Regions from separate parts of the Homo sapiens genome. Here region 2 is linked to region 1. A link is a loop called in an ENCODE intact Hi-C map of the cell type or tissue named here. Cell type or tissue: PC-3. All regions are shown on one strand. Each heading gives the region's core, and the rest is flanking DNA. Links, peaks and the distances in the headings are about the cores only. Region 1 has its middle 24 kb from the start of UCHL1. Region 2 has its middle 66 kb from the start of PHOX2B.

Region 1 (16,016 bases), core at 6,657-9,156:
GAGCCTGTTATTGGTGTATTCAGAGATTCAACTTCTTCCTGGTTTAGTCTTGGGAGGGTGTATGTGTCGAGGAATTTATCCATTTCTTCTAGATTTTCCAGTTTATTTGTGTAGAGGTGTTTATAGTATTCTCTGATGGTAGTGGGATCGGTGGTGATGTCCCCTTTGTCATTTTTTATTGTGTCTATTTGATTCTTCTCTCTTTTCTTCTTTATTAGTCTTGCTAGCAGTCTATCAATTTTGTGGATCTTTTCAAAAAAACCAGCTCCTGGATTCATTGATTTTTTGAAGGGCTTTTTGTGTCTCTATCTCCTTCAGTTCTGCTCTGATCTTAGTTATTTCTTGCCTTCTGCTAGCTTTTGAATGTGTTTTTCTCTTGCTTCTCTAGTTCTTTTAATTGTGATGTTAGGGTGTCGATTTTAGATCTTTCCTGCTTTCTCTTGTGGGCATTTAGTGCTATAAACTTCCCTCTACACACTGCTTTGAATGTGTCCCAGAGATTCTGGTATGTTGTGTCTTTGTTCTCATTGGTTTCAAAGAACATCTTTATTTCTGCCTTCATTTCATTATGTACCCAGTAGTCATTCAGGAGCAGGTTGTTCAGTTTCTATGTAGTTGAGCGGTTTTGAGTGAGTTTTTTAATCCTGAGTTCTAGTTTGATTGCACTGTGGTCTGAGAGACAGTTTGTTATAATTTCTGTTCTTTTACATTTGCTGAGGAGTGCTTTACTTCCAACTATGTGGTCAATTTTGGAATAGGTGTGGTGTGGTGCTGAAAAGAATATATATTCTGTTGATTTGGGGTGGAGATTTCTGTAGATGTCTATTAGGTCCACTTGGTGCAGAGCTGAGTTCAATTCCTGGATATTCTTGTTAACTTTCTGTCTCGTTGATCTGTCTAATGTTGACAGTGGGGTGTTAAAATCTCCCATTATTATTGTTTGGGAGTCTAAGTCTCTTTGTAGGTCATGAAGGACTTGCTTTATGAATCTGGGTGCTCCTATATTGGTTGCATATATATTTAGGATAGTTAGCTCTTCTTGTTGAATTGATCCCTTTACCATTATGTAATGGCCTTCTTTGTCTCTTTTGATCTTTGTTGGTTTAAAGTCTGTTTTATCTGAGACTAGGATTGCAACCCCTGCCTTTTTTTGTTTTCTATTTGCTTAGTAGATCTTCCTCCATCCCTTTATTTTGAGCCTATGTGTGTCTCTGCACGTGAGATGGGTTTCCTGAATACAGCACACTGATGGGTCTTGACTCTTTATCCAATTTGCCAGTCTGTGTCTTTTCATTGGAGCATTTAGCCCATTTACATTTAAGATTAATATTGTTATGTGTGAGTTTGATCCTGTCATTATGATGTTAGCTGGTTATTTTGCTTGTTAGTTGATGCAGTTTCTTCCTAGCCTTGATGGTCTTTACAATTTGGCAGGTTTTTGCAGTGGCTGGTACTGGTTGTTCCTTTCCATGTTTAGTGCTTCCTTCAGGAGCTCTTTTAGGGCAGGCCTGGTGGTGACAAAATCTCTCAGCATTTGCTTGTCTGTAAAGTATTTTATTTCTCCTTCACTTATGAAGCTTAGTTTGGCTGGATATGAAATTCTGGGTTGAAAATTGTTTTCTTTAAGACTGTTGGATATTGGCCCCCACTCTCTTCTGGCTTGTAGAGTTTCTGCTGAGAGATCAGCTGTTAGTCCGATGGGCTTCCCTTTGTGGGTAACCCAACCTTTCTCTCTGGCTGCCCTTAACATTTTTTCCTTCATTTTAACTTTGGTGAATCTGACAATTATGTGTCTTGGAATTGCTCTTCTCGAGGAGTATCGTTGTGGCGTTCTCTGAATTTCCTGAATTTGAGTATTGGCCTGCCTTGCTAGATTGGGGAAGTTCTCCTGGATAATATCCTGCAGAGTGTATTCCAACTTGGTTCCATTCTCCCCGTCACTTTCAGATACACCAATCAGAACTAGATTTGGTCTTTTCACATAGTCCCATGTTTCTTGGAGGCTTTGTTCATTTCTTTTTATTCTTTTTTCTCTAAACTTCTCTTCTTGTTTCATTTCATTCATTTCATCTTCCATCGCTGGTACCCTTTCTTCCAGTTGATCGCATCGGCTACTGAGGCTTGTGCATTCGTCACGTAGTTCTCGTGCTGTGGTTTTCAGCTCCATCAGGTTCTTTAAGGACTTCTCCGTATTGGTTATTCTAGTTAGCCATTTGTCTAATTTTTTTCAAGGTTTTTAACTTCTTTGCCATTGGTTCGAACTTCCTCCTTTAGCTTGGAGTAGTTTGATCTTCTGAAGCCTTCTTCTCTCAACTCATCAAGGTCATTCTCCGTCCAGCTTTGTTCTGTTGCTGGTGAGGAGCTGCGTTCCTTTGGAGGAGGAGAGGCGCTCTGATTTTTAGAGTTTCCGGTTTTTCTGCTCTGTTTTTTCCCCATCTTTGTGGTATTATCTACCTTTGGTCTTTGATGATGGTGACGTACAGATGGGGTTTTGGTGTGGATGTCCTTTCTGTTTGTTAGTTTTCATTCTAATAGTCAGGACCCTCAGCTGCAGGTCTGTTGGAGTTTGCTGGAGGTCCACTCCAGACCCTGTTTGCCTGGGTATCAGCAGCAGTGGCTGCAGAACCGCGGATATTGGTGAACTGCAAATGCTGCTGCCTGATCATTCCTCTGGAAGTTTTGTCTCAGAGGAGTACCCAGCCGTGTGAGGTGTCAGTCTGCCCCTACTGGGGGGTGCCTCCCAGTTAGGCTACTCGGGGGTCAGGGACCCACTTGAGGAGGCAGTCTGCCCGTTCTCAGATCTCAAGCTGCGTGCTGGGAGAACCACTACTCTCTTCAAAGCTATCAGACAGGGACATTTAAGTCTGCAGAGGTTACTGCTGCCTTTTGTTTGTCTGTGCCGTGCCCCCAGAGGTGGAGGCTACAGAGGCAGGCAGGCCTCCTTGAGCTGTGGTGGGCTCCACCCAGTTCGAGCTTCCCGGCCGCTTTTTTTACCTACTCAAGCCATGGCAATGGCGGGTGCCCCTCCCCCAGCCTCGCTGCCGCCTTGCAGTTTGATCTCAGACTGCTGTGCTAGCAATGAGCGAGGCTCCGTGGGTGTAGGACCCTCCGAGCCAGGTGCAGGATATAATCTCCTGGTGTGCCCTTTATTAAGCCCATTGGAAAAGCGCAGTGTTAGGGTGGGAGTGACCCGATTTTCCAGGTGCCGTCTGTCACCCCTTTCTTTGACTAGGAAAGGGAATTCCCTGACCCCTTGCACTTCCTGGGTGAGGCAATGCCTCGCCCTGCTTCGGCTCACACACAGTGCGCTGCACCCACTGACCTGCACCCACTGTCTGGCACTCCCCAGTGAGATGAACCTGGTACCTCAGTTGGAAATGCAGAAATCACCCGTCTTTGGCATCGCTCATGCTGGGAGCTGTAGACTGGAGCTGTTCCTATTTGGCCATCCCCAACTTTTTTTTTTGAGACAGGTTCTCACTCTGTCACTCCTGCTGGAGTGCAGTGGTGAGATCTCGGCTCACTGCGACCTCCAAATCCCGGGCTCAAGTGATTCTCCCACTTCAGCCCCTGCTAGTAGCTGGGACTACAGGCACGTGCCACCACACCCAGCTAATTTTGTATTTTTAGTAGAGACAGGTTTTGCCCTGTTGCCCAGGCCAGTCTTGAACTCGTGAGCTCAAGTGATCCACGTGCCTCAGCCTCCCAAAGTTCTAGGATTACTGGCATGAGCCACCACACCTGGCCCGATTCCAACTTTTTTTTTTTTTTTTTTTTTTTTGAGATAGTGTCTCACTCTGTCACCCAGGCTGGAGTGCAGTGTTGCTATCTTGGCTCACTGAAAACTCCATCTCCTGGGTTCAAGCAATTCTCCTGCCTCAGCCTCCTGAGTAGCTGGGATTACAGGCACCTGCCACCACGCCTGGCTAATTTTTTTTCTTTTTTTTTTGTATTTTTAGTAGACAGGGGTTTTGCTGTGTTGACTAGGCTGGTCTCAAACTACTGACCTCAAGTGATCCGCCCACCTCAGCCTCCCAAAGTGCTGGGATTACAGACGTGAGCCACCACACCTGGCCTCAACTTTTATATGAAGGACATTTTGGTTCCTTGAAAGAAAGTGATCCCTTCTGTTGACATCCTATTAATGTAAAAACTAAATACACAGTGATTCAGGTGGTTCTACTTGCCTTTAAATTTTAAATTCTAACTTGGTGCATGACTTCTATACAATCATCTCGAAGGTTGACTTAGGGGAAAGGAACAAAGGGCTCCTTCCTGCATATAAGCGCTGGTACAAAGATTGTTTTTGGCCTTCGAAATGTAAATTATACCACTAAACATAGCTGGAGGACTTTATACTTCATATATGAGAAGTGTATTTATTTAAATGCTCTCAAAATCCAACGTAACTTAGTGTGCCACCCCATGGAAGGTTATGCAATAGATCATGTATGTGGGTGATTGCCACCCCAGAGGTGCAGATAAATTTTGGTTTCACTAAAGAAATGCACAGAGATTAGGTTACGTGCCCATGTTCTTGTAGCTAGTCACTAGGGAAACCAGGACTTAGGCTATGGACCTGTATTAGTGCATTTTCACGCTGCTGATAAAGACATACCTGAGACTGGGAAGAAAAATAGGTTTAATGGACTCACAGTTCCATGTGGCTGGCGAGGTCTCACAATCATGGTTGAAGGTGAAAGGCACTTTTTACATGGTGGCAGGCAAGAGAGACTGAGGAAGAAGCAAAAGCAGAAACCCCTTATAAAACCAGATCTTGTGAGACTTATTCACTACCACAAGAACAGTATGGGGGAAACTGCCCCTGTGATTCAATTATCTTCCACTGGGTCCCTCCCACAACACATGGGAATCATGGGAGTACAATTCAAGATGAGGTTTGGGTGGGGACACAGAGCCAAACCATATCAGGACCTAAAGGCAGCTATCCTACTGGTAGTCAATATCATAGGCTTTAGGGTTCATCAAACCTGTCTTTGACCTCTGCTTCTACCTCAGTAACTTTGGGCAAAGGAATTATGCTCTACCACATCTTCCTTGTTTCATGTTGAAATAGACACAGTGAAGATGTCTGGGAAGGGCCTGGCCTCTAGAAGGTGGCATCTAATACCATAGTCTCTTCTCCTTTCCCTGGGCCCTCAGCAACACACAACCTCAGGGGGTACCGTCCACTTTGTATTCCATGTTAAGGCAGAGTGCTTCCTGGGGTTGTGAGACTCAGAGGACCTTGCTTCTCCAACAAGCCCTCTTATTTGACACCTCAGATTTGCCAATAGTCTGTGTATAATTGACTTATTCCCTAAAATGTTACTAGTCTTTGGTGATGAAGTTGACTTTGTAGTGCTTTCCACAGCCAAAGCCATCTGATGTTAAGTATCTCCCTATTTATTTATTTATTTAGAGATGGAGTTTCACTCTTGACGCCCAGGCTGGAGTGCAATGGTGCGATCTGGGCTCACCACAATCTCCGCCTCCCGGCTTCAAGCAATTCTCCTGCCTCAGGCTCCCGTGTAGCTGGGATTACAGGTGCCTGCCACAATGCCCAGCTAATTTTTGTATTTTTAGTAGAGACAGAGTTTCACCATGTTGGCCAGGCTGGTCTCGAACTCCTGACCTCAGGTGACCCACCTGCCTTGGCCTCCCAAAGTGCTGGGATTACAGGCATGAGCCACTGTGCCCGACCGTATCTCCCTTTTTAAACTGACACCTCAAATGTCTTAGTCTAAGTTATACATCTATACAGTACAATACTTGGACTGACTTAAACACCCATGAACATGGAAAAATGTTCATATATGAAACTAGTGAGATCTGTAAAATGTGTATACGTATGTGTTTAGAAGAGACAGGACTATAACAGATAAGTGCTTACTATATCTTAACTGCCTTACATGTTCTACTTAGTCATCACATGATGTTGGTATTATTCCCATTTTGCAGATAGAAAACTAAGGCATGGCGAAGCTTAAGCAACTTGCCTAAGGTCGTTAGGTTAATAACTGATGTTCCTGAGATTCTAACCCAAGCCAATTGGCTCTAAGAGTCCATAGTATTTAATAATTCTTCCGGGGGCAGGGACAGACCTAACTTAAAAGGAATGAAGTTTAACCTTTATAGCTCCACACTTTAATGGCCCCTTCTAATAGTCTGGCTTGTGTGTCCTTGTAAAATTTGCAACAATAGGATATTATTGTATTTTTATTCTCAAAAACATGGTTCTACACCTGTGTCTGGGTGTTAAGATTATGGGTGATTTAACTTTATATTCTAATTTTATAAGCTTTCTAAAATTACATTATTTTTTATAATAAAAAAGCTTAAGTTTTTCCCCTAAGACAGAATTCTGCCATAAACTCCTGCTGGTTAATTCTAGCTTACTTCCATGTTTCTTTAATTTATAACTGAAGTCAGTGCAACTTACAGATTTAGTTGCCTGTCTTCTAAGACGTTTTTCAACAGGCTCTGTATTAGTCCGTTCTCATCCTGCTAATAAAGATATACCTGAGACTGGGTAATTAATAAAGGAAAGAGGTTTAATTGAATCACAGTTCCACATGGCTGTGGAGGCCTCACAATCATGGCAGAAGGCAAAGGAGAAGCCAAGTCACATCTTACGTGGATGGCAGCAGGCAAGAGGACATGTGCAGCGGAACTCCCCTTTACAAAACCATCAGATCTCGTGAGACTTATTCACTGTCACAAGAACAGCACAGGAAAGATCCACCCCCATGATTCAATTACCTCCCACTGGGTCCCTCCCATGACATGTGAGAATTACGGGAGCTACAATTCAAGATGAGATTTGGGTGGGGACACAGCCAACACTTATCAGGCTCCATTATAGGGCTACTTTATTTGTTTTTAAAAATTTTTTAATTTTCAGAGACAGGTTCTCACTGTCACCCACACTGGAGTGCAGTGGCACGGTCACAGTTTACTGTAACCTCAAATTCCTGGGCTCAACAATCCTTCCACCTTCCGCCTTCCAGGCGGCACAGCTCTGGTTGACAGCTTGGGCTATACAACCAGCTCCACCCCTTACCAGCTGGGTGCCTTGGCCGATGAACTCCCTAAGCCTCGATGTCCTCATCTGTAGAGTGAGGTCAGTATCCGCCTCATAGGATTGTTGTGAGCAGCACATGAGAACATTGTGAAGTTCTTGGGGATGTGCCTGGAATGTATCAAGTGTTATTGTTTTTACTTTTTATCACCACTTAGCTCCTTTCTTTATCTATGCTAATAGAGGGGAGTTCGGCGGGGATACATTAAAACTCCTTTTTCTCCAGTCTTAATCCCAAGGTACAAAGTGCCCTTTTCTGCTCAATGCCATACTAGACCTCATTCCCTGAGGGTAATGCCCTATTTCTTTCTTTCTTTTCTTTTTCTTTTTCTTTCTTTTTTTTTTTTTGAGACGGAGTCTCGCTCTGTCGCCCAGGCTGGAGTGCAGTGGCACATCTCGGCTCACTGCAAGCTCCGCCTCCTGGGTTCACGCCATTCTCCCGTCTCGGCCTCCCGAGTAGCTGGGACTATAGGCGCCTGCCACCAAACCCGGCTAATTTTTTGTATTTTTTCACCGTGTAAGCCAGGATGGTCTCGATCTCCTGACCTCGTGATCCGCCCGTCTCGTCATCCCAAAGTGCTGGGATTACAGGTGTGAGCCACCGCGCCCCGCGGTAATGCCCTATTTCTAAAAGAAGTTTTCCTAAAAGTTATCTTAAACCATAGTGCCCAAACCATCAATGCCTTGTTCATTGCAGTGAGACGAATGCATTTTGCCTTACATTAAAGCATGAAGAATATAAGTGTATTTACCCTCTTGAGGTTACCAATTTTTAAAAGGGAATGATATAATTTAAAATTTAAAAGCTAATTTTCTAAGGACAAGAAGTATTTTAAAAACAGATCAATAGGTTTTTGCTTTGGTTGACATAAGGTATCTCTAGTCATCAAAATAAACAACCTTTAAATGTCCAGCATTTGGATGTTTAAATCCAAACTGAGCGGCTAATATCTTGAATTAACCCATTTCACACCCAAGCACACCGACTAATACGGGAAGGCAGATGATGTATTCAAGGCTATGTGCACTATATCCAGTAGGTGGCAGCATAGGAAAACTTATGGCACTATTGTAGCTGGTAGGATGAGCCAGAAATCTTAATACCAGGAGCAGTTGGTGACTGCCCTTCTTAGGCAAGATGGAGCAGTTTGATAGCATATCCCATATCATTCTTTATTTTAGCGCCGTGTTTCAGACTGGATGAATTTGTCCAGCTACAGATTGGCTAAAGCTGGCCCTGTGAATTGCTTGTTGGTCCATTCATATTTTTGGGTAGGTTCTATTTATTTTTTCATGAAAGTAAAATGAAAGAGAGAAGCAGTAATAATTTCACAAGTTCACTATAATGAATGTCTCTTCTGCTTACGTCGAGTTAGATATTATCCCAAATATAATTGATTTTATGTAATCAATTATATTATCAGTTCTACTTCTAGTAAAACCTTGCTTTCAAATCTATCTTAACATAAGGGTTTAATATAAACCAGTTTGACTTTTCCATCAAGAAAACTGAATCTGGTTCCAACATTGACATTAATTAGTTGGGTTACATTAATCAATTCTCTTTTCTTTTTTTGGTCTCAAATGTGTGTGTGTGTGTATATATATATTTTTTGTTTGTTTGTTTTTTGTTTTGAGATGGAGTCTCACTATGTTGCCCAGGCTGAAGTGCAGTGGCGTGATCTTGGCCTACTTCAGCCTCCACCTCCTGGGTTCAAGCAATTTTCCTGCCACAGCCACACAAGTAGCTGGGATTACAGGTGTGTGCCGCCACACCCAGCTAATTTTAAGTATTTTTAGTAGAGACAGGGTTTTACTATGTTGGCCAGGATGGTCTAAAACTCCTGACCTCAAGTGATCCGCCCACCTCAGCCTCCCAAAGTGCTGGGATTATAGGCGTGAGCCACTGTATCCAGCCTCAATTATATTTTAAAATAAAAGAATTAGGTAGGCTTGAATTCTACTAAAGTCTCATATCCTATTATGTACCACAAGCTTTGAAAATGTTCTTTTTTTTTTTTTTGAGAAGATAGTAGCAGCAATGAAATAATAGTTATTATTTTCCAGGGTAACAATTTTAAGAGATAAATACCCATTTGCATACGTAAATCCTAATTAATCCCATTCCCTTGTGGTCATAATTCCAACAATGGCAATTAGATGTGGCACGTTTGGGTTGGGAACAGATCCTCAATTTAGGAGTTTTTCTATGATCTATATTTTTTTACTTAATGTAATTTGTTTCATTGTAATACACATTTGTTTCCCTTTTAGTGCTTTTTTGGGGTTCTTACAATAGAGCTGATAATCTTTTTAATGGGTGCTTTCAAAAGAAAGAGGTGATGAGATAAGGATCAGAACTGCTGAAAGACATGTGGGAAGTAGCAGTGTTTTTCTTCTAGACTCAGAACCTGGAAAGATTTTTTAAGAGTTTAAATGTGACTCAATCCTTTGTCTTATACATGAATCCTCTCTGCTTTTCTATTCAGCCATTGGGTTATTTTTGAATCCCTAGTTCTAGTAAAGCTCAAATGCGAGTGCTTCAAAGAAGTGCATTATTTATGAACCACCAAGCTGAGGACCAAAACAGGTTTTATGAGAAACTTAATTTTAACAACATAGTGTTAATTTTCCATAAGCAACTTAATTATCTATGCTAATAGAGGGGATTATGGCTTGAATACATTAAATCCGCTTTAAACTAACTTAAATATTTTAATATTATTGTTTCTGTTAGTCTAAGAGTCCTATAAGGAAGGGGCCATATGGTTGGGTGTGGTGGCTCACACCTGTAATTCCAGCACTTTGGGAGGCCAAGGCCAGAGGAACCCTTGAGCCCAGGAGTTCAAGGCCAGCCCGGGCAACATAGTGAGACCCCTATCTCTACAAAAAATGAAACACTATCTGGGTATGGTGGTGTGCAGCTGTAGTCCCAGCTACTTAGGAGGCTGAGGCAGGAGGCTCACTTGAGTTCGGGAGTTTGAGGCTGCAGTGAGCCATGATCACACCACTGAACTCCAGCCTGGGCAACAGAGTGAGACTCTGTCTCACAAAAAAAGAGTGGGGGGCATATAAGTTCAAAAGGAGTTTATAAACGATTCAGCGTCCTGATAGTGTCACTTATCACAACCAGTCTTTCTTAAAGTATGGCCTGGGGACCCATGGGGCTCCCTGAGACCTTATACAGAGTCTGTGATGTCAAAACTATTTCCATAATGATCCTAAGACATTATGTATCTTTTTCACTCTTGAATGTAGAAGTAGATAGGTGAATCAGATGTCACTATTAAGCCAGTACTTCACTTTAGATGGAAAAATGTAAAACAATGCCATTCTTCTATTTTTTTAATTGTAAAAAAATGTAGTTCTTTTTTGTAAAAAATGTGTTGTTACCATATTTATAACTTTTTTTTTTTTCGAGACAGGGTTTCACTGTGTTGCCCGGACTGGAGGGAGTGGCATGATCACGGCTCATTGCAATCTCAACTTCCCAGGCTCAAGTGATCCTCCCACCTCAGCCTCCCAAATAGCTGGGACTACAGACTCAAGCCACCATGCCCAGCTAATTCGTGTATTTTTTTTATGGAGATGGGGTTTTGCTATATTGCCCTTGCTGGTCTCGAACTCCTGGGTTCAAGCGATCCAACCGCTTTGGTCTCTTAAAAGTGCTGGGATTACAGGCGTGAGCCACCAGACCTGGCCCCATGTTTACAATTTTTATGTTAAAGTTAATTAATAAAGATTTCAATTATTCTCAGCTTTGATTGCTAAGATGACATATATCAATAGACATAACATATTGAGGTCCTCAATAATCTTGAAGAGATAAAGGGTTTCCTGAGACCCAAAAAGTTTGAGAATTATTAGACTAAAGCCAAGTACTGAGCCAGAGATACTCCCTGCCTCTCCTGTATCTTTTTTTTTGTTTTTTTTTTTTTTTTGAGACAGAGTTTCATTCTTGTTGCCCAGGCTAGAGTGCAATGACAAGATCGTGGCTCATTGCAACCTCTGCCTCTTGGATTCAAGTGATTTTCCTGCCTCAGCCTCCCAGGTAGCTGGGATTACAGGCACCCGCCACCATGCCTGGCTAATTTTGTATTTTTAGTAGAGATGGAGTTTCACTATGTTGGTCAGGCTGGTCTCGAACTCCTGACCTCAAGTGATCCACCTGCCTCGGCCTCCCAAAGTGCTGGGATTACAGGCATGAGCCACCATGCCCGGCCTCCTCTCCTGTAGCTTTGAATGTTTGTTTTGCTGCCTACAGTTTTTACATAATTAATATAAGCTATATGAAGAATATTGTTCTCCTTTCATAAGTTTCCATGTGTCTCCATGGCCATTACTCTCATCGTTTGTAACTGCTGTTATACTCTATGATACTAATATACAATATTATAATTTAATGTAATTATTCTTTTTATAACAGTATTACATTTTTTGTTATGAAATACAGTCCAAGGTGACAGCAGGGTCAGTATCTGGTTAGGGCCCTCTCCTTACACTACAGACAGCAACCTTCTCAATATACCCTCACATGCTCTTTCTTTGGTGCCTGCAGTGGACAGAAAGAGAGAGAAAGTCCTTTGGTGTCTCTTCCCATAAAGGCGCTAATGCCACCACGATGGCCCCACCCTCATGATGTCATCTAAACTTAATCACCCCAAAGGCCCCATCTCCAAATACCATCACACTGGGGCTTAGGGCTTCAGTTGATGAATTTCAAGGGGATATAATTCAGCCCATAGCAGAAGTTCACCCTCAAAACAACCTAGTAGCACAAATTCACCTCATGCTAACTTACATATGATTGGATATATTTTATATTAAATAACACAAAACAATTTTAGGTACATGGGAGTCGTACAACAGTTGCTTCAAAAAATACATGCTTGGGGGTTGGTGATTAGGGGTGACTTTGGGATCTACGTCAGGGGCTCACCATCCTCATCAGAAATCCTTCACTCCTCCAGAGAAAGGGCAGCCACATAATCATTTGCCCAGGCCCCAAATGCTCTACCTGGGTTGTTTGATTGGCTTGAGCAAAAGGACTTTGATGTTCCTTCGGCTGAGCTCAAAGGACTGCTCAGCTGCCGTAGATTATCCCAAAGTTCTGTGTAGTCAGATTGCCTGGTGCTTTATTCCTAAGCTGCTTTTATGCCTTCCCGTCCTCACCTTGCCTGACTCCTGAGCAGCAGGGCCCACCGTTCACCTCTTGGCCAGTTCCAGCTTCAGCAAGTGCACGCTGTTAGTTGACCTTTGACTCTCAAGTCTGCCAGCCCCACAGCTGCTTCTTTTAAGAAATTTGTAATGCCCCCTTTACTCTCCTAAAATAAAATTCATAGCTAATATAACCTACCTACACATATAATGTTTACAAATCAATTTAAAGACACAAAATATGTATTTTTTTCAACCTGTAAACGCTCAGTTATTACTCCATAAGATGCATAAAGTAGGGAGAGGCTTGTATGTAAACATGAGATCCCTGAGAGAGGAACAGACACACAGCTGATGTAATCAGGGGTCACAGCAGCTCATTATTGGCCATGGGAAGTTTCCAAAATGGTGAACCATCTTGGCAAAATTCCAAACACAATTATATTACATTCTGCCCTTGATTTACCCCATAATTGCACTTATGAAAACTTCAGTGCAAAAACTCTGTGAAAAATATTTTATATATAGGATCAGAAAATTATACACAGATTTTTCATCTACAAGAGTCCCCATGGGGACATTCAAAAGCTGTGTAAGACGCAGCACAAATTCCTCATTGTATGAGACTGCCTTCTGGTGACTCGGGCCCTGAACACTAAATGCCAGTGGGACCTACCCTACTATGATTACAACAACAAAATATTTGCCCACACATTTCCAAAACAGCCCTTAGGGGTTGGCACTACCACCCCTAAGGACCACTTAGCTAGACTGGAGAATCTTTAATAACTAATCTGTGCTTGGCAGAATTCTAAAATGGTCCCCAAGATTCCCAGCCCCTGGTGCACAGACACCTTCTCCCAGGTATTTAATCCGACACTAATCTAGATGCTGCACTGAAGGGATTTTGCAGGTGTAATTAAGGCTCCAAATAAATGGACATTAAGATAGAGAGATTATACTCAGTTGGCCTGACCCAGTCCTTAAAAAGGACTGGGCTCTTTCTGGCAAGGGAACGACTGGCAGCCTTGAGGGGCTAAGACTGGTCTGCAACTGACCATCAGCAAGGAAATGAGGATGTAAGTTCTACAACCGCAAGGACTTGAACTTGACCAACTGTCCCATATAAGCCTGGAAACTGATTCTTCCCCCAGAGCTTTAGAAAGGGACATAGCCCAGCCAACTCCTTAATTTCAACTTTTAAGTTTCTAAGAAGAGAACCCAGTCACTCTGTGCTAGACTTCTAACCTGCAGAATTATGCTCTAATGAAGGAGTGTTGATTTAAGCCTCTAAGTTTGTGGTAATTTGTTATGCAGCAACAGAAAACTCACACATAATTTAATTTTATTTATTTTTTTTTAAGAGACAGGGTCTCCCTGTATTGTCCAGGCTGTTCTCGAACTTCTGGCCTCAAGCAATCTTCCCACCTTGGCTTCCCAAAGTGCTGGGACTGCAGGTTTGAGTCACTGTACCTGGTCTCACACATAATTTAATAAGGCAATGCAATGTGTTCACTAAAACACTGGGCATCCCCCTTGTTGCCCTCTGTCAACCACCCATTCTCTGTCCCTACCACTGACCCTCATGGTTGGACTGGGAAGAAGTCATATTGATTCTTCTCAGTTCCTTGCCCTCTCTATCTCTCTGAATATGAGGGTGAAAAGCATACACTGAAATTCCAAAAACTGACCACACTCCCTGATTCTAGATCCTCCCTGAGGATGTTGAAGGTCATCTGGGTTCTCTGGTTCAGCCCACAGCCTATGTTTACCTCATTTATAACCTCTGCTTATGCTTTTCATCATGAGGCACTGTGCTGGTGAAACCTAAACAGGAAAAGTAATGTGTAACCTTAACTATTTATTGAAATCTGATCCGCATGTTTTACTCATTGCTGCAGAAGGTCACATAAATCTAATCTGTATGAAAACAATGAAAAAATGTTCTTCAGCATGCATGGGACTGAAATACTTCACATTTTGTGTGCAGGAAAGAATCCCAGGCCCTCAGGTATGACCCATTGCCTACTTCCCTCTGGGACTATTTTTTTCTGTGTTCTCCCACCCCCCACCGCCCTTTGCAGGCATCAGCCACCAGAAATGCCACCAACAGAGTCAGTTCACTCTGGAAGGCTCTCTTTTTTGTTCCTTTTGGAAACACGAAAGCCACATTTGAGAGCTTTATGATAATTATTATTTTAAAATTTAAAGCCCATAAAATCATCTTTGAAATAAAGAACAACAGTTGGCTCAGAGACCAGGCTTAGTTTTTCTACTTCATGTGCCTATATTTGCTTCCGTGGGATGCTATGGACCCATGCCCCTTTTTGTAAAGACATGTGGTGCCAGTATAGAGGCCATAAGTTTACTATTATTTGTGCAATTGACTTATTTCATGAATTTGCCCCCAGACTGTCTTCTGATATTGTTTACCCAATCACAAAAGGGGCCTTCAAATATTTATAGCATTTCCTTCTTTTTTGCCTTACAATATACTCTGGATTTCTCAAACTTTTGAAATCAGCATGCATTGTACATTAATTTTCTTCCTAATCTTTCCCTCTGATTATATATCTCCCCCATTTTCTTAATCGCTTTGACACAGGATTCTTTTGGTGCCACTTTGCCAGACAAAAATCTCCACCGTCAGCAGTTCCTCTGCTGGGGCTTCACATGGGCCTGCTGGGCTCACCTCACCCACTCTGCTCAGCAGGCTGCGCTCTGCTCATGCTACTGGCCCAGATCGCACGCCTGCTGTGGCTCTGTGCCCAGCCTGTGGCTGGTTAAGGCGTGCGGTGACCAGCTTCTGCCTTGGGTGCCGGCGTCTGGACAAGGGAGATGTGGTGGTACCCAAAAACTCGGAGATGCCAGCAACTGCAGAGCCCCCAAGGGGTGTTACAGCTTTTGGTTGGGGAGTCCCAAGGTCTGAGCCCCCAGGAAGTGTCACAGCTTGTTCGGTCCTGCTGCCCGCAGCTCAGTGAATGGGGGTGTGTGGTGTCAAGTGGTTTTTTCACTCCGGTAGCTCTGCGAGCAGGAATGTATGTTACAGCTCTTTTCGCACCCTCCATTCAGCAGGTTCCAGGTTCTTGTCCCGTGACCAAGAGGAATGAGGTATGCAGACATCAGAGAGTGAGCAAGGCAGATAAAATTTTATTGAGCGAAAGAAAAGCTCTTGACAATGAGAGGGACCCTGAAACGAGCAGCCCTCTGTGTGAGACGGGGCTGAAAGTGGGTAGTGGTCTGTGGGGCTGAGTCCGGGGTTTTCTGTGGGCTCAGAATAGGAGAGTGTGTGCTAATTGGTCCATGATTTGGCCTGGAAAAAGCACCATTCGATTGGCTAAAAGGCATGAAGGAAGTTCTCACTGTGGTCGTGGACTCCACCCAGAACTGGCAGTTTGGTTTTCCAGCTTCATGCTGTCTTTGACTTGAAGGTCGGGTTTCACCGGGGTCCTGTCCCTGTCTGCCTAGGAATTTGTTTCCTGCTGCTATCAGCTTTATTACGGTATAATCTACATACCATAAAAATTTAACTGTTGTAAGTATATAATTTATTATTTTTATGAATAGAGTTGTTAAACCATTACTGCAAATCCGGTTTTAGAACATTTCCATCATCCCTAAAAGTTCTCTCATGTCTGTTTACAGTTAATCCCTGATCCCACTGCCAGCCCCAGACAACCACTGATCTGCTTTCTATCTCTGTAAATATGCCTTTTCTGGACATTTCATATAAATGGAATTATACAAATAGAATCTTTTGTATTTGGCTTCTTTCACT
Region 2 (16,016 bases), core at 7,393-9,892, 530 kb after region 1:
ACCTCTGTGATAGTTTGTCTAGTACTAGACTTGAAAGTTACCATTACATTAAAATATTTTCCCACATGATGATATCTTGTCAGATCGCCACACCCATTTCGTTCTCGCACTGGGCTAGAGCAGATCCTGGGAGGGCCCGGCTCTGTGCTAGTAAAATGACAACATGGGACTGTGCTGTTGATTTTTCCAAGAAGTACCCTGTACCTGAAGAAGACTAAAATATGACTAAAAGGGGAAGAAAATAACAATAAGATCTCTGAGACAGGTGAGAAGAAATACGATCAAAATTGAAGTACCAGTCTCTCACTCACTGTCCTTCCCAGTCCCCATCCTTAGGGCTTTGATTGTGCCAGGATGGACATTGACTTTAAGAGACTGCCATTCAGTGTCTGGAAGTTGTCTCCTATGCTGCGCTATGCCATACTGAGCTCACCATCCTAAGAGCTGTGAGACCACTCAGTTCACCTTTGGGAAGATGACTTGGTTATAAAAAAAATTTAGTAGAAAAATAAATAATTCTGACATCAATTTTCTGTTTAGACTTGATAAGGCTGTGTCTTTCCTTCCGGACTTTATCATCCTCATACAAGCAAGAAGCCCTTGGTGAGCTCAGAGGGCTGTTGTCTGCCTGCACAGAACTAAAAATATACTTCCCGATGACTTCCAGCCAGGCTTGTCTCTCCTTCTAAGAGCCTTTTCTGCAAACAAAAGCAAAACTCCCCAATACACCAGGATCATGCCTGCCTCCTACCAGCTTGACCATGGTGAGGAGACTGGTCTCGGTAAGCCTACAGAGACATGAGGACTACAGAAAAACTCATTCCCAAAATGCAGCAACAGCATCTACCTTCTGTGCAGAGGCTTCAGAATGTAGTGGGTGCTAAGTAGGAACTATCCAAGGAGGTGGCTGGGGAGTTGGGGACAGGGAGGACCCATGTGGTTGGCAGTAAGGAAAGGACAAGGGAACTACATTTAGTCCTGATGCTTGAATTCCAGCCATGAAGGTTAAGGCCATGTCTACTCACTTATCTCATGCCTCCACCTCCTCCTGGGCCAATTAGTCTAGAGCAGTGGTGTCCAGTGGAACTTTCTGCAATGACGGAAATGTGCTAGATTTGCACTGTCCAATACATTAGTCACCAGTCACATGTCGTTGCCGAACTGTTCAAATGTGGCTAGCACAACTGAATTTTTAATTTTATTTAATTTTAATTAACTTAAATTTAAGCACCCACATATGGCTAGTGTTACCATATTGGACAGTACAGATCAAGAGCAAAAGATGGTCTTTGGAATCAAACTTGGATTTGAATCCTGGCTTTGTTGCTCACTAGCTGTATGGCCTTTGACAAGTCACTCAATCTATAGAAGCCTCCGTTTCCCCATATGTAAAATCAGACTTATGACACCTCCTTCAACAGATTGTTATGAGGATTAAGTAAGCTAATACATGGAAAGCACTTGGCACTTTGCTGCTCAATACACACCCAGCTTCCTCCCAATCAAACTTAAATTAAATATTGAAACATTTGGCAATGTCTGGAAAAACCCTGAGTTGCTACGAATGGGCAGGTGCTACTGGTACCAAGTAGGGAGAGATCAAGAATTTCGCTAAACATCCTACAATGCACATGACTACTTCCCCACCCCGCCCCCAAACAGTGAATTATCTGCCCCAAATGTCAACAGCACCTAGGTTAAGAAACTTTTATGTAGACACACCCTAAGAATGAGACTATGAAATACAGAGCCATTTAAAGATCTCACCTCATGATTCCCTTGAGCCTTCCTTCCATTCCTCAAGAACCTCTCTCCACCTTTTACCAACCATCCTCCAAACTTCTACCTATATCAAAAACCCCAAACGTGGTAAATTTTCTAAAGAATATATAGACAGCCATGTTTATAGAGGCAAAATTCACTTCAGCAAATACAGTCAACGTCAAGAATTGCCCCTACCTCCACATTTGCTGATCTCTCTGCCTGGAGCACTCCTCCCCTAGATATTTTCTTGGATTGCTTCTTCATCCCCTAACACTTATGAACTTTATCTCCTCAAATGTCATTTACCAAAGAGGCTTTCTCTGACTATCTTCTCAAAAATAGCACCCTACCCTATCCCGCCATTGTCTACTCTTATCCTGCCACTGAAACACCTGACGACACTCCATGCTGATTTGCTTAGAATGGAAGATCCTCAGAGCATGGATTTTGTCTTCTCCAGTGTATCCCCAGGGCCCAGCACTGTGCCTATCACATAGTTGAAGCCCAGGAAACAGTTGTCAAATGAGTAAAAAAAAATATGTCTAACCCAGTCTAATGGCTCCCATATTTCAGGTGGCATTCAATGCAATAATTTCCTCAAATATAAAAAAAAAATGTTTAAGTCACTTGGAGTTCTCAATAATAGGAGCTGATCCTGTCAGAGAGTAGCATGGGGCACGTACCTGAATTTGGGGGAAATGAGCAAGTAAAAAACCATGCCTACTGTGGCAAAATGGGAATTTTCCTCTTGTTCCTTTTTTTGTTTTGCTTTGAAGTACAAAATGTTCTCTTAGATTTATTTCTTCTAACAACCCAGTTTTACAGAACTGTACAAAAAGTTTGGACAATTTTATCAAAATTGGTTTTTAAATAATACAATGTACTTTTAAAACTAATCATTTTACAGTCTGCTTCCACTGTTGGGAGAAACTCTGCCAAATAAATGGGATCTCCTCCCAGTAGGGAATTTCTCACTGGGGAGAGAGGCCATGTTATTCCCTTTGGGCTCCCATGGGTAGCCCAGGGACTGGCCCATGGCAGGAGTTTGGCCAGCACCTGATTCTGCCCTTCCTACTACTGTTTCCCCTTCACCTGTGAAATAAGCAGCCAAGTCCTGGGAGACCTCCTTCCAGGCGACATGATCCCTGAGAAAGCAATTGCTGAGACACTGTAAAGCTTGGTCCTGGGCTCCACTTTGCTCCAGCCTCCTATCCATCTGGAAACCAGGGCTCTTGGTCACCTGCCCCTTACATCCTTGGCTCTTCCAGAGGCTTCGTTCAAATGGGCCTGCCTCTTGCCTGGACCATGCCTTCTGTTATGCTGCTGCTGCTGCCATTTCCTGCCAATGAGGCGTGATTTACACTTCCCTCAAGGCCTTGTTTGCTATTTTTTCTGCCCTACCTGGTTCTGCCATGATTTCCCATCAGCACTGGCTAAGGGAAAGTTGACTAAAATCCAACATCTCTTTTTACTACTTAGGCAAAGATCCGTCTATATGCAAAGCTCTCTCTGCAGCACTCTTGGTTTTTGTACCATTCTGGTATTCCCAACATGAACTTCTTTTGCTAGATACACTGACTTCATAGTTCTGTTTAACCTCTGGATAACTTCAGTGTCATTTCAAAGTCACTTAGTTGGTCACAATTATTGCTTAGTTTTCTACCTACACAAGGTAGAAATCCCTACTGTATCTAACTCTGAAGATAAGAGCATGTGTTTTTTCTAGCTGGAAATTGTAGTCATAATATTCTTTATATTGTTAAGGTGCTTTGTGTTTTTCAAAGATGTTTCTTATACTGATCTCAATGATAACACAGAAAAAGATTGTAAGATTTCCAAGGGCAGGAACCATCTCTAGCTTATTCATTACAGAGTAGGTATTTCAAGTATGTTTCCTAAATGGTGTGCTCCATTTGCATTTCCTTGGATTCATCCTGGATTAGACACCAGGAGACCTGATTTCTGATGCTGGTTTGTTTAGAGTCTGCCAACACTGTCCAATAGAATTGGAAGGCTAGTCAACATACCACTTAAATGTTCTAGTAGCCATACTTTTTAAAACAAGCGAAAAATACATTTTAATAATATATTTTACTTGATATACACCAACTATTATCTTCTCATCATGTAATCAATATAAAAAATTAATAAGATATTTATATCTTTTTCTTCACACAAGTCTTAGAAATTCAGGATTTATAGTGATAGCACATCTCAATTTGGACTAGCCACATTTTAAAAAAATAGATTTTATTTTTTAGAATAATTTTCAATTCACAGCAAAATTGAGCAGAAGGTACAGAGAGTCTGCATATGCCCCTCCACGCACAGCACTACAGCGGAGCATTTGTTACCACTGATGAAGCCACACTGACACATAGTTATCACCCAAAGTCCATAGTTTACATTAGGGTTCACTCTTGGTATTGAACAGTCTATAGATTTTGACAGATGTATATTGATATTTATTCACCATAACAATCAGAGTAGTTTCACTGCTATAAAAATCCTGCATTCCACCTCTTCATCCCTCTCTCCCCTATAATCCATGGCAACAGCTAATCTTCTACTATCTCCATAGTTTTGCTTTTTTCCAGAATGTCCTATATTGAAATCATATAGTAGCAATCTTTCCAATTGACTTTTTTATTTAATAGTATGAATTTAAGATTCCTCTATATCTTTTCAATCTTTATAGCTCATTTCTTTTTAGTGCTGAATAATATTCTACTATCTGAATGTGCCACAGTTTATTTATCCATCTACCTACTGAAGGACATCTTGGTTGCTTCCCAGTTTGGGCAATTATGAATAAAGCTGCTATAAACATCTTTGTGCAGGTTTTTATGTGGACATAGCTTCAAACTCATTTGGTACAATACCATAGAGCACAATTGCTAGATGGTATAATAAGAGAATGTTTAGTTTTGTGAGAAACTATCCAACTGTCTTCCCAAGTGGCTGTTCCATTTTTTATTCCTATCAGCAACCAATGAGAGCTCCTGTTACTCTGCATCCTCACCAGCATTTGGTGTTGTCAGTGTTCTGGATTTTGGTGTGTTTCATTTGCATCTCCCTGGTAATCTAGGATGTGGAGCACCTTTTCATATACATATTTGCCATCTGTATTAGTCCATTTTCATGCTGCTGACAAAGACATACCCAAGGCTGGGCAATTTACAAAAGACAGAGGTTTATTGGACTTACAGTTCCACGTGGCCGGAGAGGCCTCACAATCATGGCAGAAGGTGAAAGACACGTCTCATATGGTGGCAGCAAGAGAGAGAATGAGAGCCACACCAAACGGGTTTCCCCTTATCAAACCATGAGATCTCGTGAGACTTATTCACTACGACAAGAACAGTATAAGGGAAACCACTCCCATGATTCAATTACCTCCCACTGGATCCCTGCCACAATAGGTGGGAATTATGGGAGTACAATTCAAGATGAGATTTGGGTGGGGACACAGAGCCAAACCATATCACCATCTGTATATCGTCGTTGGTGGGATGTCTGTGAAGGTTTTTGACCCATTTTTTTAATCGGATTGTTTGTTTTCTCACTGTTGAGTTTTAAGGGCTCTTTGTATATTTTGTATAACAGTTTTTAAATCAGATATTTCTTTGCAAGATTTTCTCTCAGTTTGTGGCTTGTATTCTCTCTCTCTCTCTTTTTCTTTTTTGCTGGACTAGCCACATTTCAAGTACCTAGTAGCCACATGTTATTAGTGGCTACTGTACTGGACAGTACAACTTTAGAGGGATTAACCTGGTAATGAGATGCAGTCATTTGACCTCTGTGATAGGATATCCAAAAGGAAATACCTAGACTGGTCACAGTGGCTCACACCCGTAATCCCAGCACTTTGGGAGGCCAAGGCAGCAGGATAGTTTGAGGTCTGGGCAATGTAGCAAAACCTCATTAAAAAAAAAAAAGTTAGCTGGCTGTGGTGGCATTTCCCTGTAGTCCCAGCTACTTGGGAGGATTGCTTGAGTCGAGGAGTTTAAGGCTGAAGTGAGCTATGATTATGCCACTGCACTCCAGCCTGGGTGACAAAGCAACAACTTGACTCTAATTAAAAAAGAAATAAGTAAATAAATAAATAAAAGAAATACCTAATTGGTGATTGTTAGGTCCAGGAAGCTAGAGCTCAGAAGAGAGGTCGAGACAGAATTTAAAGACTTTGGAGTTATCGGCAATTAGGTGGTAGCTGAAGCATGTAAGTGTATGAGACTACCCAAGGAAAGAATATTGACTGGGAAGAGAAGAGGGTCTAGAACTGATTTCCAAATTACCTGCCTACCAAACATCTCCACTTATGTGATAGGAAATATTCTCAAACTTGGACTATCCCCAGCTCAATTCATTCTTTCCCCCTTCTTATTCTCCCTCAAACTTTCTTACCCATTCACCAACTTGCACAAGCTGGAAATCTAGAAGTCATCCTCAACTCCTTCTCCATCAGCCCCCAGGGCCCATCTGTGGCCAGCTCCTGCTGATTCTATATCCTAAATTGCTCTTGCATCTGTCCCCTATTTTCATCCCCATTTCATCATCTCTTACCTGGATCACTGCCATAGCTCCCTAACTGGCCTCTCTGTCTCCAGTCAGGCCTCACTGCAATACATTCTGCACAATGATGCCACAGCGATCATTTAAAAGGTAAATCTGATCATGTCAGTTCTCTGACTTAAAATCCTTCAATGACTCACCATTACATTCATAATAAAGTCTAACTTCATCATGGCATACGAGGTTCTCATGTTTACCTTCCCAGCTGCATGCACACATACCCTGAGCTCCAACCACACGAACTGCCTACCAATTACCCAATTGTTCTCTCACTTGCTCTCACTCTCTTGTTCTCATTCTTGCACACACTTCCTTCTGCCTTCCTTCCACACCCTTGCTCTCTATATGAAGCTGGGCATCTTCTCCCATATTACCACAGCATGACTTTAGTATTATTTTGTAAGTGTTGTATATTCGTCTGTCTCTGCACCTAGACTGTGAACTCTCTGAGGCCAGGGATTGTATCTGTCATCTCTGTATTCCCAAAACTTTACCCAGTGCTTGACAGAAGGTGCTTGATACATTTTATGGAATAAAAGAGCAGAAGGGCCAACCCAGTACCCAAGAATGATCAGGCAAGCCTATCACATAATATCACTCAAGGAATTTATCCAGGGTTAAACTGTTGGGAGAGAGGAGGAAGTGGCTCCAGAAGTATTGGAGGAGTGAAACATTTAATGCTAAGTGGTAATATATGGGATTTTTTATGGCTTTACTGTGGCTTAGTGACCAAATTAGAGACAGTGTGGTTAGGGAATTAACATCTGCAACACACAAACCCACTATCTCAGTCCTTTTTGTGCTGCTGTAACAAAATATCATATAACAAATTACCCATAGACTGGGTAATTCGTAAGAAACAGAATTTTTTTTCTCACAGTTCTGAGGGCTGGAAAGTCCAAGACTAAGCCACCAGCAGATTCAGTGTCTGGTGAGGGCCCCATCTCTCTACTTCCAAGATGGCGCCTTGTTCTCCATCCTCATGTGGAGGAAGGGTCAAAGAGCAAAAGGGATGAACCCTGTGGGAAGCCTTAATCCTATTTATGAGGAAGAAGCCCTCAAGACCTGATTCACCCCCTAATTCATCCCCTAAAGGCCCCACTTCTTAATACTATTGCATTGGATATTCAGTTTGAACACGAATTTTGCAGGGGACACAAACTTTCAAACCATAACACCCAGCAAAACTCCTGGCTTGTTCCTGTGCACAGTCCCTCCTTTCTGTTGTCCTTCATCTGCCATTCCAGAATGGAGCCTCACATACTTCCACTGGGTCCCCAGCTTCATTTGGCGGGCCCTGTATTTTGATGGAGGGTGTCCCTTCAAGGAATTCTTGAGTCCACAATAAATTCCTTCCGGGCCTTTGGAGTCAGAATGTCTTACTTTAGTTGGGACCTAGAGAATTCTCCAGAACTGAGGAGAATTACCTCAGTCCACCCTGGGTAACAGTGTGGGAGAACTGAGACAAACATTTTGGATTGACCTGGTGGGGATGTGGCTTTGAGCTGGCATCAGAAGTTAACAAAAGAAATGAGTGGGTTGAAATTGGCTGATGGGAATCCAGTGTGTCGCTTAGTGCAGCATCCATGTCACACAGGGTTTCTTACTGCACTCAGTGATTACATCTTCCCAGGGAAGCCTTCCTTGCGCCCAACTTTCAGACACCCACGTCCTTCCATTACTGTCCTTACTAATATGAGCTATGATTCCTTGTATAGACATCTATCTACTCTCCAGAGTACAAATCTTGCCTTCTTTGGAGAGAAAACAGAGTATTAACAATTTGGGTGCCAGAATCAGACAGACCTAAGTTTGAATCCTGGCTCCACCAATTACTGCTTGTTAAGGTCTTGGGCAAATTGACTCCTGTGTGCCCCAGTTGACTTGTATTAGTTTTCTGTAGCTGCTGTAACAAAGTACCACAAGCTTGGTGGCTTAAAATGACAAAAATGTCTTCTCTCACAATTCTGGAGACAAGGAGTTGGAAATCAGTGTGAGTCGGCTGAAACGAAGGTCTCGGCAGGGCCGTGCTCCCTCTGGAGGCTCCAGGAGAGAATTCTCTCCCTGCCTCTTCCAGTTTCGGATGGCTGCGGACATTCTTCCACCCGACTGCCTCACTCCAGTCTTTGCCTCTGTGGTCACATTGCCTTCTCCTATTCCATGTGTATCGAATCGCCCTCTGCCTCGTCACATGAATCTTATCAGAGGATGTATGTGACAGCATTTAGGGCCCATCTGGATAATCCAGGAAAATCTCCCCATCGCAAAATCCTTAGCTTACTCACCTCTGCAAAGACTCTTTTCCCAAATAAGATAACACTTACAAATTCCAGTTGTTTGAACCTGACATTTTAGGGGCTGCCATTCAGTCTACTACATTCCCTAACCGTGAGTTATATATGTATTAAAATATTATTTTTATATTTTACTATTTAACTGTAAATGAAAATAGATGTCCTATTCAAAATCTGGATATGAATTGTTTTTGTCTGAGTTCCCCCGTCCCCACTCCCCCTGAGCAGGCTGGAGACCAAGGACGTGCATGCAAGTAGTTGGGGCGTGGGGGAAGTGGTCCCAGGAAACAGGAGGGTGGAACTAGGAACAGTTAGACGGAAATGGAGGGAAAGTCAATATAAGCGTACATTATTGAGCTAGCCTTTCTGGGCAGCTGGAGCTCAACCTTGCTGGTACCCTCTGAGGAGCTGTGTAGATGACCTCTGAGTTGTCCTTTTGAGGGATAGAGGATGGGAGCATTTATCCACCATCACTCATCTTCCATGGGTCCCGTGAGCAGCTTCCCCACACTTTCAAGCTTGAGCACACATCAGAATAGTTGAGCAATTTCCCACAGGTAAAATCCTTGGCAGAAGCAGTGAAACCCCAGGGCAGAAAGCGAGAGATAAGTGGTATAGCTGAAACAAGGTACTGCCAACTTATACCTGGAGGAAACTGGTTGTCATGGCAACAGCTAGACTAAAAAGATGAGTCAAGAAGATATCAGATGAGGCATACAACAGTCCTGTACGTTTAGGGTTGTTGTAAGGATTAAATACCACAAAGTATGTATCTAATACATGGTAAACCTTCAAAAGAAACAGCCATTATTTTGGTTAACGTGGTTACTAAATACCTGTCCTTATATCACATGCCTAGCATAGTGCCTAGCACATGGGAAACTTGCAATATATCTTTGCTGGCTGGAAGGCTGAAGGAATGGAAGGAAGGATAAGTGGATGGATGGATAGGTAGATGGATGGATAGGTGAATGGATGGGTGGATGAGTGAGTGGACTGACAAAAGCAAACGAACATACCAGCGTATGTGCTTTGATATTTTCTCAGAAAGAAGCCACAAGTGTCTCTCTAATTAATAAATCAAGTAGTCAGATGTAGGAGCTGTGATGCCTCGGAAGAACATAATAAATATATAGCACCTGAGATTAATGCTCTCTTAACTTAACTGGTAAATTTCTTTTCTTCCACTACAACTGAAGTTCAATTCACTTAGAATTTCCATTGCCCTGGACAATTTTGAGATTCAGATCTCAGCTGGTTTTTTTGTTTGTTTGTTTGTTTTGTATTTGTTTTGAGAAGGAGTCTTGCTCTTGTCGCTAAGGCTGGAGTGCAATGGCACAATCTCGGCTCACTGCAACCTCCGCCTCCCAGGTTCAAGCTATTCTCCCGCCTCAGCCTCCAGAGTAGCTGGGATTACAGGCACCTGCCATCATGCCTGGCTAATTTTTGTATTTTTGTAGAGACGGGGTTTCACCATGTTAGCCAAGCTGGCCTTGAACTCCTGATGTCAGGTGATCTGCCCACCTCAGCCTCCAAAAGTGCTGGGATTATAGGCATGAGCCACCACACTCAGACAGATCTCAGCTGTTTTAATCTGGCTGGGAGTAAATTAGGAACCTCATGGTATCATGTGCTGGAAGCAACTTGACTTTTGATCTTAGAGTGAAATATTTTCTTTAGACCCATGTGCACTCTATTTTTACCCTCATTCTGGGGTGCAGGATTACAGACGAGCAACTTGACAATAGTCTTGTGAGAGGGAGTATATGCTTCCTCATGTCGTCATCATCTTAAACACTTCATGCTTCACCAAAGCTTACTAGGCAGCACCGCTTGTGTTGGGATCTAAGAATAAAAGATTCATACTTCTGTCCTGAATGAATGCACATCCTATTTGAAGAGATAGTGTTGTTACATAAAAATAAATAATGTTGTTAGACACTTATCATGAGGGCCTAGTGAATGCTCCCGACAAAACTCCTGAAGTTCTGGAATGGAGGAAGGGTACTGCAAGTTAGGGAAGCTCATCAAATCTTCCTGAAAGAGATAGAGCAAGCTCAGGCCTTGAAGAGAGTATAGGTGTGGATACTTTGAAAGCGGGCAGGAGGAAGCAATTCCAGGCAAGAGGAATCGTGTTGGGTAAGAACTCATGACTCTTTCAGGGGAGCTCAGGCCAGGGGCTTTTAAGCAGATGAGCCTGCAAACAAGAGAGGAAAAAGTATTAGTGCTCTCCCATTCATCATAGCACAAAGAAGAAAGGCTGCTACGCAGAGCAGAGCCAGTCCACCTATTTGTGATCTGGTGGCTACAGTGCCAAGAACAACTTAATTTGGGGCTTAGGCTAGTGAGATCACACTTGGCTAACTTTCCTCCAGCCAGATCATGGTTGGAGGATGCTCTCCGGAAGACTGTTAGGAAACAAAGTCCTTCCTCTCTTAATCTTTTAACCATATGCGTTCCATCTCCCCTGCCTCTGCCTGGTCTTCAGTTGAAGGAAAAGATTATCCTCCTGGGTTTACTCATTTATTCATCTGTTCATTCAACAAATATTTATTGAGCATCCACTTTGTGCTAGACTCTGCCAGGCACTGGGAAGTCAGTGGCAAACATCTTTGATAAAGGCAGAGTTTTAAGATGTAAATATGGGGGGTTGCTTAATCAGAAAGAGGGGGAAACCTGAGCTAAGCTGAGAGTTGCTCAGCTGAGAGGACAGCAGGATGAGCTAGAGTCAGTCCGGTGAAAATGTGGGGCAAGATCATTCCAGAGACAGGGAACAGATCCTCTAATGACCTTGTGATGGAAGAGAGCAAAACTCATTTGGGGAACCAAGAGAAGGCCAGCTGAGACCAGGGCAGAAAGACCAAAAGGAGTAGAGGGCAGGATGAGTTTGGAGAGGCAGACATGGCCTGATGAGGTAAGACCTTGTGGTCCAGGCCACGGATTTTGGCTGTTAGCCTAAGAGTGATGGGGAGCCATCAGTGACCCAAGTGAGTGCTGTTTCTGTGAAGCAACAGAGTTGGCTACCAGGCTGGAGTGGAGTTAGTACATGCTTTGCTAGTGTTAGTGGCTCAGGCATCTGGCTTTGTGATAGTAAAATATAAAATAGTTTGGCATATCAGTCTGCAGAGAATGAGAAAAGGGAGCAGAGAAGGGTATGATGATTCTTTTTAAGAGCATAATGTCAAAATTACACACACTATTTCTGCTCACATCCTATTAACCATAATATTCTCTTGGCCTCTCCTAGCTACAAGGAAAGCTGGGAAATGTGGTCTTTCTCCTAAGCAGCACTACACCTGGAGCTAAAATTTCTACCACTTCTCCATAGAAGAGAGAATGATTGTTGGGGAAGAGTTGACAGTCTCTGTCATAGGGCCCTCACTGATCTTTTCAGTCAAGGCCAATTAATAATACAGACATGCAGTCATTCAGTGAGCGCCTACTGTATGCCATGCTCTGAGCCCTATGCAGAGATTATACAGATGAATGAGGCACAATAACTACATTCAAGTAGCTCATAATCTAGTGTAGTGGAACTCAAACTGGGTCCCTTAGTCACCTGGGAGGTATTAAATATCTCAATGCTCAGGTCTCACCTCTTGCCAATTAAATCAGAACCTCTGAGGATGAGACCCTATTATTGGCCATATCTTAAAACCCCCCGGTGCTTCCAGCATGCCAGTCTTCCACTGCTGATTTAGTGGGAAGAGAGATAGGTTAACAAATGGCTGCAACATAAGGCAATAGTGCTCTAATAGAGAAAAATACAATCTCTGTGGGAACCAGTGTGATTCCTTGAATAGACAAGGGTCATCAGAGAAGCCTGCACAAAAGAGGTGATACATGAGCAGAGTCTTAGAAGATCAGTGGCTGTTTGCCTGTTTGCCAGATGGGCATGGTTGGGAAGGGCATTCTGATAAAGGAGCATGTACAAAAGCATGGATCTACAAACCATTTTGGAACTCCAAAGTCAATAGATATCTTTTCTCCAAGTTATACTGGACCATAGACCAGTCAGAGTCCAGGTCATGGTACCTGAAAGCAACTCCCAGTCTGCAAATGACTAAATATTTAACATTTTATACTTATTCCCTTACCAGTACCTATAAACACTTGGTCTTGTAGGTTCCTGGGGTATCTCTGAGTCCCGTGGCTATGGGATGATGAGGCAGAATATCTTTCTGATGGGTCACGGTAAGGGCACCACCAAATAGAATGGATGTCAACTGGATGCCAGCTGGAATAGATTCCTGGAGATCCTCTGCAGTGTCCACGTTTAAGCCTTTAATTGCTAGAACATGGGGAGCTCCAGAGGCTAGCAGGGGGTGGTGGGGGGGGATCTTAAGGGTTGAATTCAGAAGGCCAGGTTAGCAGGGGTGCACTCTGGGGGCTCAGATATTTTAGAAAATGATATAACTACACAGTTGCATGCTAGCTTTATGTCAGCCCTGGGCCAGGGGACCCATGGAGCATCAGATAGTCAGCTATTATTCTAGTCACATGCAGATGTTAATGATGCTGAGGTGAGTGAGGCCACCAACAAAGTAGAGATAAGGCAAGTGATGGGGGCATCAAGAAGGAATACTAGAGCATTAATGGAGTGGAGTAGGGAAATGTAGGGCAAGAGTGATGGAAGAAAGGAAGACATCATGGAAGTCAGGAGCCCCGTGAAAGGCTGCAGCTGGAAGCTCCTGGCATCAAATCACTAGCAAATATTTCTCTGCAGCCTCCTTCAGTCCTGTCCAGTCTTTGACCTAGGCTGAGGTTGCGCAAAATGGCAAGGATCAGACCTCTGGTATGGCCAGAGTTTTCTAGCTCAATCCCCAGTGACTCAGAAGGACAGAGAAGTGAAGCAAGGAATGTGCCGAACATGGCTGTCACCTATGAATGCACACAGCTGGCCAAGAGAGGAAGGTCCAGGGAAGAGTGACTTATGTCAGGCTCAGCTTTGGCCTCTTATCCAAAATGTGGAGTGGACAATAGGGAGCCATTGTGTATCCAATCAACTCTCATTTATCCAGGGGCATATTCTCCACTCTGTGGGTTCCCTCTACTTTCTTTGAGTTTCCTCCAGCTGTCTGCCCTTTGACCGTTTTCCTGCCCATCAGAGCCACAGTCAGAGGGTGGGAAGGTGGAAGAAGGGGGAGGAAGTAAATTTCAGATCAGTCATTTCATAGCTATTCCTCAGACATTCTTGCAAAAGGGAGAGAGTCACTGGTTAAACTAACATTCAGTTTATTTGGGGTTTTAATTTATCAGGCTCTGCCTCATCCTTCATTAGCATGGATAATTGGTAATTGGTTAAGTAATATTTATTCAATCTGTGGCGCCTCAACTATTGTAGCTGCCTTGTTTCATTTGAAAAATAGCCTGCATTAGTAAAAGCTATATTGAAATGATTTTCTTAATGCACTTAGAGCTCTGCTATTTTAGCATAAAACCTATATCTGCATTCCCTATTTGTAGGGGGAAGAGGTTGAAGTAGTTGGAGTAACCACCAATATGTGGGGTTCATGTCCTTTGGAATATTTAAGTAAAATGCTTTAAAGTTATATTTGTCTCACTTTCGAGTAAAGCAATCCAAATCCGAAACAGATTTGCATGGATGTTTTTAAAGATCTCCCCTGAGGTTTTTGTGTGGTCAAGGTGAAAGTGGGGCATAGGTTTCTGATTCCTTTCCTACCACTGATCCCCTTACTGTGGACATCTTAGTTTACTCCCTTGCATAAAACAAAGGTCATTCTTTTCCTTACTGGAGTTAAAAAAAAGTTGAACTAACTTATGTCTATACAGAAAAAAAGGTAATTGCATTTGGAGGCATCTCTCAAGTTTATAATAGCATTTAAAATGAAACCTTACAGCTAGGCAAAATAGGGTGAGATAGATGACTTGGTTTTATTACCAGGCTACAGTGTAAGGGAAGCAGAATTTACACTCTAAAATTGAAACAAAAGTTTGGTGTTAAAAAAAAAATCTACCAAATCGTAGTGGGTTGCTTTTGGGTTTTGGGTTTGGTTTTGTTTTGTTTTTTGTTTGTTTGTTTGGTACTTTTAACTATGGATAATTCATAGTGTTTTGAATTGCTTAGAATTAATATATTTTTTAAAAGAGTAGGACCAGCTGCCATGAACCACAGCAGAGTTAGGCTGAGATCTGGACTGGTTAAGTGCTGAGGCTTTGGATTCAGAATAGAGCAGCCAAGATTTGAGCAGGGCTGAAGCCAACCCCGTTGCCCACAAGTACAAATCTGCCCTGTGGCCAAGGGGACCTGAGACTGGGTTTGACCCCTAACTTTGCCACTTATTTGCCAGCTGTTAGTAACCCTCTGAGCCTCAGTTTTATGATCTAATGAGTGGGAGTGATAAGGGCTCCTGCCTTCTAGTGTTTGGGGAGGGACTAAATGCCAGAACTCTTAGCATGATGCCTGGCACAAAATAAGTGCTCAATAATGTTCAATATCTTCAAGACTTGAATTTCTAGCACAGCCTCAGTGCCCTGAAAATCATCAGTAGTTATGAGAAAAAGTATGTGAGAAGAAGAGAAGTATAGAAGAAAGTTGTGAGAAGAAAGAATTTCAACTGCACAAAAATGATCCTTCCAAGATACCGTACTGATTTATCCATTCATTATTTCATACATACAGCTATATTACAAGCCTAACTGGTGCAGCAGATAGCTGCATTTTAACTTTCAAGCAGAGACGTATCTTGGGTTAAGTTGGCTTGGCAACCTATGTGCTTTTTATAGATAGATTTTGACAAAGGTCCTGAAATCGTTTGTTGAAACCTTCAGATATTCCCCTTTCTCTCCTAGAGCAGCCTGCTAGATAGAACCAAAAATGTAAATAGACTGTCTGGTAGGTGATCTGAACAGACACTTGCCTGGTCTCATACAATGTATGGAACTGCTGCCTCCTGTTTGGGCATTGCAGAAAACATTTGGATTGCTTTAGATGCCTTACCATGCTAATTAAATAAAAAATAACTAATTAAATGTCATAATGCATGATGTAAACTTGTTAATGTCAGGGGAGATTTTTAAAAACAACTATCAAGATAGGCAAATTTGTCACATGTCAACATTTTTAGTTAATCTTCAGTGGTGAATAAGTAAATTTTATTTAAGAAATTTGAAAACTGTCTGGCGATATGATTAGGGCATCCTATATTTTGTGCCTGATTAGACTGTGGCTTATAAGGGGGGCTGGAGAGTCTCTTCTGAATAGTTAACTACCCATTTTTTCAATTAAGCATAATGTTATGTTAACATCCTTAAAGAGGTAAATGATGGCACGGTAAATCCAATTAGAATACATACTACAACTGGATTCTCTTGCAATTTTCAAAAAGCTGATTGCATTTTACGTCTTCCCTGCTATTGTCA

What was found. A loop is a pair of places that touch in the nucleus more often than their neighbours do. Peaks named below come from ENCODE experiments on the same cell type or tissue, not always from the same donor. Only the 100,000 strongest peaks of a DNase experiment are listed, where the experiment ranks them.
Region 2: a loop joins it to region 1, with 23 times the contacts of the local background. A loop is called at or near these places in 2 of 110 quality-filtered maps.

The regions. Positions count from the first base shown.
Region 1 is chr4:41,273,105-41,289,120 of GRCh38, forward strand. No RefSeq gene overlaps it. Among named protein-coding and RNA genes, the nearest start is that of UCHL1, 24 kb to the left of the region's middle. RefSeq lists an enhancer at 15,052-15,552. In PC-3, for the core only: a CTCF peak has its summit at 8,118 (motif pointing right); a DNase peak (open chromatin) is centred at 8,137.
Region 2 is chr4:41,806,383-41,822,398 of GRCh38, forward strand. No RefSeq gene overlaps it. Among named protein-coding and RNA genes, the nearest start is that of PHOX2B, 66 kb to the left of the region's middle. In PC-3, for the core only: a CTCF peak has its summit at 8,358 (motif pointing left); no DNase peak of the experiment used is centred there; H3K27me3 peaks cover 712 bases.